Regions from separate parts of the Homo sapiens genome. Here region 1 is linked to region 2. A link is a contact called in ENCODE Hi-C or POLR2A ChIA-PET data. All regions are on one chromosome and are shown on one strand. Each heading gives the region's core, a stretch centred on a gene start or an enhancer-like site at or near the end of the contact. The rest is flanking DNA. Distances are from core to core; before and after follow the strand shown. Region 1 has its middle 12 kb from the start of RPS24. Region 2 overlaps POLR3A (RNA polymerase III subunit A).

What was found. A loop is a pair of places that touch in the nucleus more often than their neighbours do. ChIA-PET counts read pairs that join two places held with the same protein, here RNA polymerase II (POLR2A). Pooled maps may share reads with other maps.
Region 1: POLR2A ChIA-PET joins it to region 2 with 10 read pairs in A673. The contact joins two enhancer-like sites. A Hi-C loop is called at or near these places in 2 of 168 maps with a recorded cell type or tissue (PC-3 and cardiac septum) and 1 of 50 pooled maps. POLR2A ChIA-PET finds 5 or more read pairs at or near these places in 5 of 52 experiments (A673, K562, PC-3 and 2 more).

The regions. Positions count from the first base shown.
Region 1 is chr10:78,043,548-78,047,289 of GRCh38, forward strand. It overlaps a transcript of RPS24 not described here. Among named protein-coding and RNA genes, the nearest start is that of RPS24, 12 kb to the left of the region's middle. Within about 2 kb of position 2,109, at least 2 of the 41 ENCODE cell types and tissues checked have a DNase peak (open chromatin) inside an H3K27ac peak, as active enhancers do.
Region 2 is chr10:77,981,271-77,985,154 of GRCh38, forward strand. It overlaps POLR3A (RNA polymerase III subunit A), which reads right to left. Exons shown (of 31, transcript NM_007055.4): 25 at 2,935-3,028; 26 at 2,650-2,742; 27 at 1,383-1,547; 28 at 884-1,048; 29 at 158-289. Among named protein-coding and RNA genes, the nearest start is that of POLR3A, 46 kb to the right of the region's middle. RefSeq lists an enhancer at 2,784-3,884. Within about 2 kb of position 2,635, at least 3 of the 41 ENCODE cell types and tissues checked have a DNase peak (open chromatin) inside an H3K27ac peak, as active enhancers do.

The DNA.
Region 1 (3,742 bases), core at 859-3,358, 62 kb after region 2:
GAACAAGTGTTAGATGGCTAGCCAAATTCCCAATTTACTGACCACCTGCTGTGTCCCTGTTCTGCAAGTTGGGGATAAAGAAGCTGTTCTGTCTTGAAAGCTCTGAGGTAGTTAATGACGATCCCATGATCTGGCTTCTGTTCCTTTCTGTGAAGTAGCAGATAGTGTATGACTGTGACGTGATAGAAATTGAGAGCCAAGAAGATCAGTGCAGGGAGGCTGGGTCTTGGAAGGCTTCCAGGAGACATACAGCAGTCCCCACCTATCTAGTTTCAGTTGCTGTCGGTCAACTGCAGTCTGGAAAATTATCATGGCTAAATGGTCTGGGATCACCCAAAAGTGATGATCCTCTTGAAGTGTCATCAGAAGGTCAATAGTAGCCTAACACGTCACCATGCCTACGTCATTTACCTCCCTCTCCCTTCCACATAGGCATTTTATCTCCCATCAAGAATGTGAATACATGTACGTATTCAGAGGAAAAGAGTTCATGCAGCCTACTACAGTATAATTATTAATATCTTACTCCCTAAATTATGAACTTTAATTATGTATATATAGCAACAAACTTGGTGTAGATAGGGTTTGCGGTTTCAGGCATCCACTGGGGGTCTAAGAACGTTTGCCCCATGGATAAGGGAGGATTACTGTAACACCAGCAGTGGCAAGAGACATGATCTGATTTGGATGCACAGGAGAAAGTTCTCATTTGAGGCCATGAAAAATAGGAAAGAAAGCAGGGAGATGGGAGCAGGCAGTGTGGGACAAGGTGAGACCAGTCATTCTGCAAGGGGAAGAGAGGATGACACTGGGGAGGTGGGAGCAGAGTGGGTAGGTAGGCATTCTCTTGAATCAACAAGATGGAAGGCCCTACATGACTGATGCCTTTGAGCAGAGTTTTGCACAATGCATTTCTGGTGGGAGATACTCCATTTCAAAAATAGTCTTCAGGTTGGCTGCTAGAGCACAGAAGTATGACACCTGACTCATTTGTGCTGGCAGAGAGGCTCTCCTGGGTTTTAGAGCTTTGTGAACACACCTCCATACATTAATCCAACTGTCCTTCCCCATCCACTCACCCTTGAACTTCCCGCATGCCAGATGTTGAGGGGAGGCAGAAATGAGACCTGCCTCCCAGTGCCCACAGTCTGGATGAGAGGGTACAGGTGAGGTCCTGGTAAGAAACGAAGCTGGAGAGGTCAGCGGAGAATAAATCAGGGAGGATCTTGTATGCCAAGCTAAGGATTTCACTTGTTCAGTGTTTTGGTTAAAGAAAATAAAACGTTGGAGAATTAGATGTTCTGCAGTGGATTGTGTGTTCTTTTCACATGCCGAGTTCCTCCACACAGGAAATACTTTGGCAACGCTCTGGCTGCTCATCATGCATATTGGAGAGGGAATTTATGTAGAAGGTTATGGGTCGATGAGATGGCATCCAAGTATTTATCGTATTTTTTTGAGATGGAGTTTCACTCTTGTTGCCCCGGCTGGAGTGCAATGGCACGACCTCAGCTCACTGCAACCTCCGCCTCCTGGGTTCAAGCAATTCTCTGCCTCAGCTTCCCGAGTAGCTGGGATTACAGGCATGTGCCACCATACCTGGCTAATTTTGTATTTTGTAGTAGAGACGGAGTTTTTCCATGTTGGTCAGGCTGGTCTTGAACTCCTGACCTCAGGTGATCTGCCCACCCCGCCTCCCAAAGTGCTGGGATTACCGTCGTGAGGCACCGCGCCTGGCCCCAAGTATTAATAACTCGGAAAAAGGGACCAGATCAGGAATCAGGAGTCACAGTTCCTGATCTCCACTCAGCTTACAATCAGCTGGGGCCATGGATGGGCAAAAGACTTCCCTTTTCTGGGCTTCTATTTCCCTCCCTGTGTCTGTCTGCTATCCGGGCTAGATGAGTAATTCCGAAACCTGGCAGGTGGGGGCTTTCTTTTTTTCTTTTTGTGAGATGGAGTGTTGCTTTGTCACCCAGGCTGGGGTGCAGTGGCACTGTTTTGGCTCACTGCAACCTCTGCCTCCTGAGTTCAAGCGATTCTCCTGCCTCAGTCTTCTGAGTAGCTGGAACTACAGGCGCCTGCCACCATGCTTGGGTAATTTTTTGTATTTTTAGTAGAGATGGGGTTTCACCATGTTGGCCAGGCTGGGGGCTTGTTAAAAATACAAATGCTGGCTGGGTGTGGTGGCTTATACCTGTAATCCCGGCACTTTGGGAGGCTGAGGCGGGTGGATCACTTGACGTCAGGAGTTCGAGACCAGCCTGGCCAACATGGTGAAACATCTCTACTAAAAATACAAAAATTAGCTGGGCGTGGTGGTGCGTGCCTGTAATCTCAATTACTCAGGAGGTGGAGGCACGAGAATTGCTTGAACCCAGGAGGCGGAGGTTGCAGTGAGCCGAGACCATGCCACTGCACTCCAGCCTGGGTGACAGAGCGAGGCTCTGTCTCAAAAACAACAAATGCCCAGCCTCTTGCCCCAGTTTTCAGAGTTAGTAGATCTGGGTAGCGCCCAAGCACCTGATGTTTTAATAGCTTCCCAGGTGAGGCTGCTTCAGGAAACTGGACTGAAGCTTCCCAGGTGAGCTCAGGCTTGGGAAGCTGGACTGAAGTTTCTCTAAGATCCGTTCTGCCTCTGAGAATTCTGTCTCTAATGGGAATACTGTCTCTGCCCTCAAGAAGCTGGCAGATGAACAGTAATACTATTGCTAATTAATGACCACAGAATAGCTAACATTTATTGTTTACCATGTGCCAGGTACTGAGCTAAGTCTTGCACAAATTATCTCATTTACCTTTTTTTTTTTTTTTTTTTGAGAATGAGTCTCGCTCTGTCACCCAGGCTGGAGCTCTGGATTGCACCAGTGGCGCAATCTCAGCTCACTGCAACCTCCACCTTCTGGGTTCAAGTGATTCTCCTGCCTCAGCCTCCATAGTAGCTGGGATTACAGGTGTGTACCACCACACCTGGCTAATTTTTGTATAGTAGAGACAGGGTTTCTCCATGTTGGCCAGGCTGGTCTTGAACTCCAGACCTCAGGTGACCCACCTGCCTCAGCCTCCCAAAGTGCTGGGATTACAGGCATGATCCACTGCACCTGGCCTCATTTACCTGCACTCGGAGGGAAGTACTATTACCCCCATTTTATAGATGAGGAAATTGAGGCTCAAAGAGGTTAAGGAACTTGGTTAAAGTTACACAACTATGGCATCCTATGATAAGCCTGGGGGCATTTGTGGAACATCTTGCCAAGGAGCTAGAAATGGTCCTGAGCCTTAAATGGGTGGAGGTGATTAGCTGAGGCAGCGATTCTCCAGGTGTGGTCCTGGACAGCAGCAGCAGTGTCACCAGGGAACTTGCTAGAAATTCAATTTCTTGGGCTCCACCCTAGAATTACTGAATCAGAAGCTGTGGGTGGGGCCAGGTAACCTGTTTTTTTTTTTGAGTTGCCCAGGCTGGAGTGCAGTGGCGTGATCTTGCTTCACTGCAACCTCCGCCTCCTGGGTGCGATTCTCCACCTCAGCTTCCTGAGTAGCTGGGACTACTGGTGCCTGCCACCACGCCTGGCTAATTTTTTTTTTTTTTGTACTTTTTAGTAGAGATGGGATTTCACCATGTTGGTCTGGCTGGTCTTGAACTCCTGACGTCAGGTGATCCGCTGGCCTCGGCCTCCAAAAGTGCTGGGATTATAGGTGTGAGCCACCGCGTCCAGCCAGAACCTGTGTTTTGATAAGCTCT
Region 2 (3,884 bases), core at 1,385-3,884:
CATACTTTGGTTTTTGAGCAATGTTCACATCTTATTTTCTCTCTATGATGGTCCTCACAGCAGCGTATTCTACATGTCTTAGAAACTCCACAGGCTTATTCTCCTGAAAGTGAGTTTCGGGATGCCCAGGCAGCCCGGGGGCCTCCTGCCCACATACCTTGTAGGTCATGAGGTCGGAGAGCAGCATCACGTGCCTCCTGTCGATGCTCATGCCGTGGTTCACCATGGTGTACTGGATTTCATTGATGATCGTTGTCCGGGCGGCCTCGATGCCCAGAGTTTTCTCCACCTACAGAGAGCCAGTAATGAGCAGAAGCAGCCCCTTCCGGGAGGCCACTGCAAATTCTCTCCACTTTCTCCTCTGCCCTGCAGTTTCAAAGCAAACCCTGTGCCGTTTTCCAGAAATGGATTGCTGGGCAATTTTCAGTTGCAGACCCACGGCAAATGGGATGGTCAGAGAAGTATGCTGGGAGGCCGGGCACAGTGGCTCATGCCTGTAATCCCAGCACTTTGGGAGGCCGAGGCGGGCGGATCATGAGGTCAGGAGATCGAGACCATCCTGGCTAACATGGTGAAACCCCATTTCTACTAAAAATACAAAAAAAAAAAAAAAAAAAAATTAGCCGGGCGTGGTGGTGGGTGCCTGTAGTCCCAGCTACTCGGGAGGCTGAGGCAGGAGAATGGCGTGAACCCGGGAGGCAGAGCTTGCAGTGAGCAGAGATCACGCCACTGCACTCCAGCCTGGGCAACAGAGCAAGACTCCATCTCAAAAAAAAAAAAAAAAAAAAAAAAAAAAGAAGTATACTGGGAATCAGTGGAAGGCCTGCAGATGGCACAAGGAAGACAGCCTAACCCTAAGGCGACCCCGTGGGCTGAGTGGTACCTCATAGGTGTTATTGGAGGTGGTTCGGGTGCCCTTCACACCGTGTGTGGCCATGACTGCCCGCAGGTTATCACCTTCCACCAGAAGCTTGTACTTCTCCTTTCCACTCTGCTCGTCAATGTGGATGACAGCTCTGGACACCTCTGGAATGCCCTGCACCACCACCTGGATTCAGAGACAGAGAAAGCTGTGAGGACGGGGTGAGCCATGCCCTGGGCTGATCACCTTGATCACCCCAGCTTTCAGCAGTGGTCATCTGTTAACACACTAGAGCTAGTTTTAGGGATAAGGGAGAACAGAAGTTGTTCAGGGGACTGCACCTCATCCTAACATCAGTTTTTTGATAGAACAGAGAGGAATCTAACAGACTAACTCCTTGGGGATAAGGCCAAGAAGAAATTAAGAAATCGGACTAAGTGACAAAGCCCTTAGGTCCCAGCCCTGGGTGTCACACCACAGGGAGATGCTGGGTCTCCATGAGAAGCGACTTCTGTTTCACCTTGGGGAGATCCTCTTTCAGGAACTGCAGCACGTAGTACATGGAGCTCTTGCTGTTCTCTCTGGGGGTGACACACACCACAGCCTCACCATGAACAGCCACATCACCGGGCTTCACACGGAGCTTGGATGTGCAGATGGAATATCTCACTGTCTCAGCGTTCACCTGCAACATGGCCAGGTGTAGGTGTTACTGATTCCAGTGTTGTTCTTCGTTTATTTCATTGTTGCCCCTCTAAGAAGTCCTTTTAGTCAGGTTTGTTCTAAGCACCCCCCACCCGCACCATGAAATTAATACCATAAATATGCTACATATGTTTTATGTACTATATGTGTATATATATCTATGCTTTATTCATAAAAAGAGTAGTTTTTTTCACCCACGACAAAATATTTGCCCTTGAAAATTCATGCTCAGTTCATGGCAACACACGCAGCCTCTGTGGGAAGCTCTAGGGAGGCTGGAGGTTGGAGGCCAGGCTAATTAAAAGCTTCCGTGGGGCCTCCCCTTTACCTGACACTTTCACAATGGTTCATGTGCTACGTTCCTGGATACAACTCATCTCTTCTGCAAAGGAGCCACAAGGCAGGCAGCAAGAGACAGGCTAGAGAAATCCCCAAACTGGAGAGCAGGTTGCTGCATTTGAGTCAACTGTTATATGGGTAACATATGAACTTGATGCGTGAGAGAACGAGCTGACAGAATGTGTTTTAAGGGCTAGTACAGCTTTAACTACCCGAGAGAAAGAAGAGGGTGTCGGGAAGTTACTCAGTTTGTACCCCAAGTTGGTCTGTTTGTGAGAAAGGCTGATCATCTTTCAACTGTTGCCTATTACCCATGCATGCCAGTTTAAGAAGCCAGGTTAATCTCCCCATCTAAACACATTTACTGAACTTCCTAGGCTAGCTGCCATGCTGGGCGCTGGGGATCCACAGATGAGTAAGACACAGCCAGCCCTAGGGTCCTTCCAGACACTGGGAAGAGGGACAACAAGACCACTTATCATAATACCGTGTCACAGTGAACTGGTATTGCGGTCTGCACAAAATTTCAACTAATTTTCTGTGTGTCTTTAGATGGGTATATTTGTATCAAGGTCAGGTTTAGAAAGAAAATGTGAGGGGACAACAGAATCACAAAAACCAGAAACCACACAGAAGGTTCTGCAATGCTTCCTCTGTCTTGCTTAGCTCTTGCCCTAGTTTATCAGTACCTATCTTGGGACTAACAGGATGACTTCCTCTCTACATTTAATTATGTGACTCACTTCCAGTCTCAGAAGCCTAATCCGTTCCAGGGAGAGCTTGACGAGAATAAAGCAGTCATCAGGAAGAAACACTTCTTCAATATACTCGGAAATCTGGAGTGTCAAAAGATCAGACTGTTAATCAGCCGCTTTCCCCTTTCCTAAGAGCACACGACTGCTTGCTTTTTTGAAGAGCTTGAGTAGTGTGGACGCCACAGGCTGGTCAATAGATGGCAGCTGATTTTTACACTTCCTTGCAACATTGCTGAGCTAGTTTTCTTGTTATCAATAGGGATTTCTTCTTACCTCTCCCAAGAGGGTTTTCTCAATTCTCCCTTTCACGAGGCGAGCATAATCCGCGTCGTCATCCTTGTCTAGCTGTGCTGTGATAATTGGAGTGCTGTTGAGAAGCAAAGGAAAAATGGCACTAGCACAAGGGAGGAGGCTGTTTGAGGACTACTGCTTTGTTAAACCCAAGTGCTATTTAGAATCATAATGTTACTAGCAACCCCAGTTTACTGAGCAAGCTCTGCCTCCCAGGTTCATGCCATTCTCCTGCCTCAGCCTCTGGAGTAGCTGGGACTACAGGCGCTCGCCACCACGCCCAGCTAATTTTTTGTATTTTTAGTAGAGACGGGGTTTCACCATGTTAGCCAGGATGTCTTGATCTCCTGACCTCGTGATCTGCCCGCCTCAGCCTCCCAAAGTGCTGGGATTACAGGCGTGAGCCATTGCGCCCAGCCGACTATCTTTCATTCAATGCTACGTATTATCATTTTGTTAAATATAGGTCATAGGTAAAAATCATTATTTTTGTCATCGAAGGCATTGTAATACATTTCTATTTCTTCTAGCCTTAGATCAACTAGAAATCCCATCATGAAATCACCAGGGGCTCACAGAATATGACCACAGGGCAAGTGGCAGACATTTCAGTCAGGCCTAGTTAGGCTGGAATAATGACATCAAAAGGATGAAATCTCCACTGACACATTGCTCCAATTTTTCCAGTCATTTTAAACATTTTCTCTCTTCATGTTACTTGTGGCCATAACAAAACCATTGCTTCTATTTTGACTGTATCCAGTTTAGACTTTTTCTTGAGTGGCTTTTTTAAAAACCAAAATAGGATTAACACAGCAAGCATGCCACCCAGAGTTTAAGACACAGTCCTATGAGGATATCACACATATGCATGTGACACGGGGATCATTGTTTCTCAGGAAACAGGACAGGCATGTGTGGAACAAGAAGGA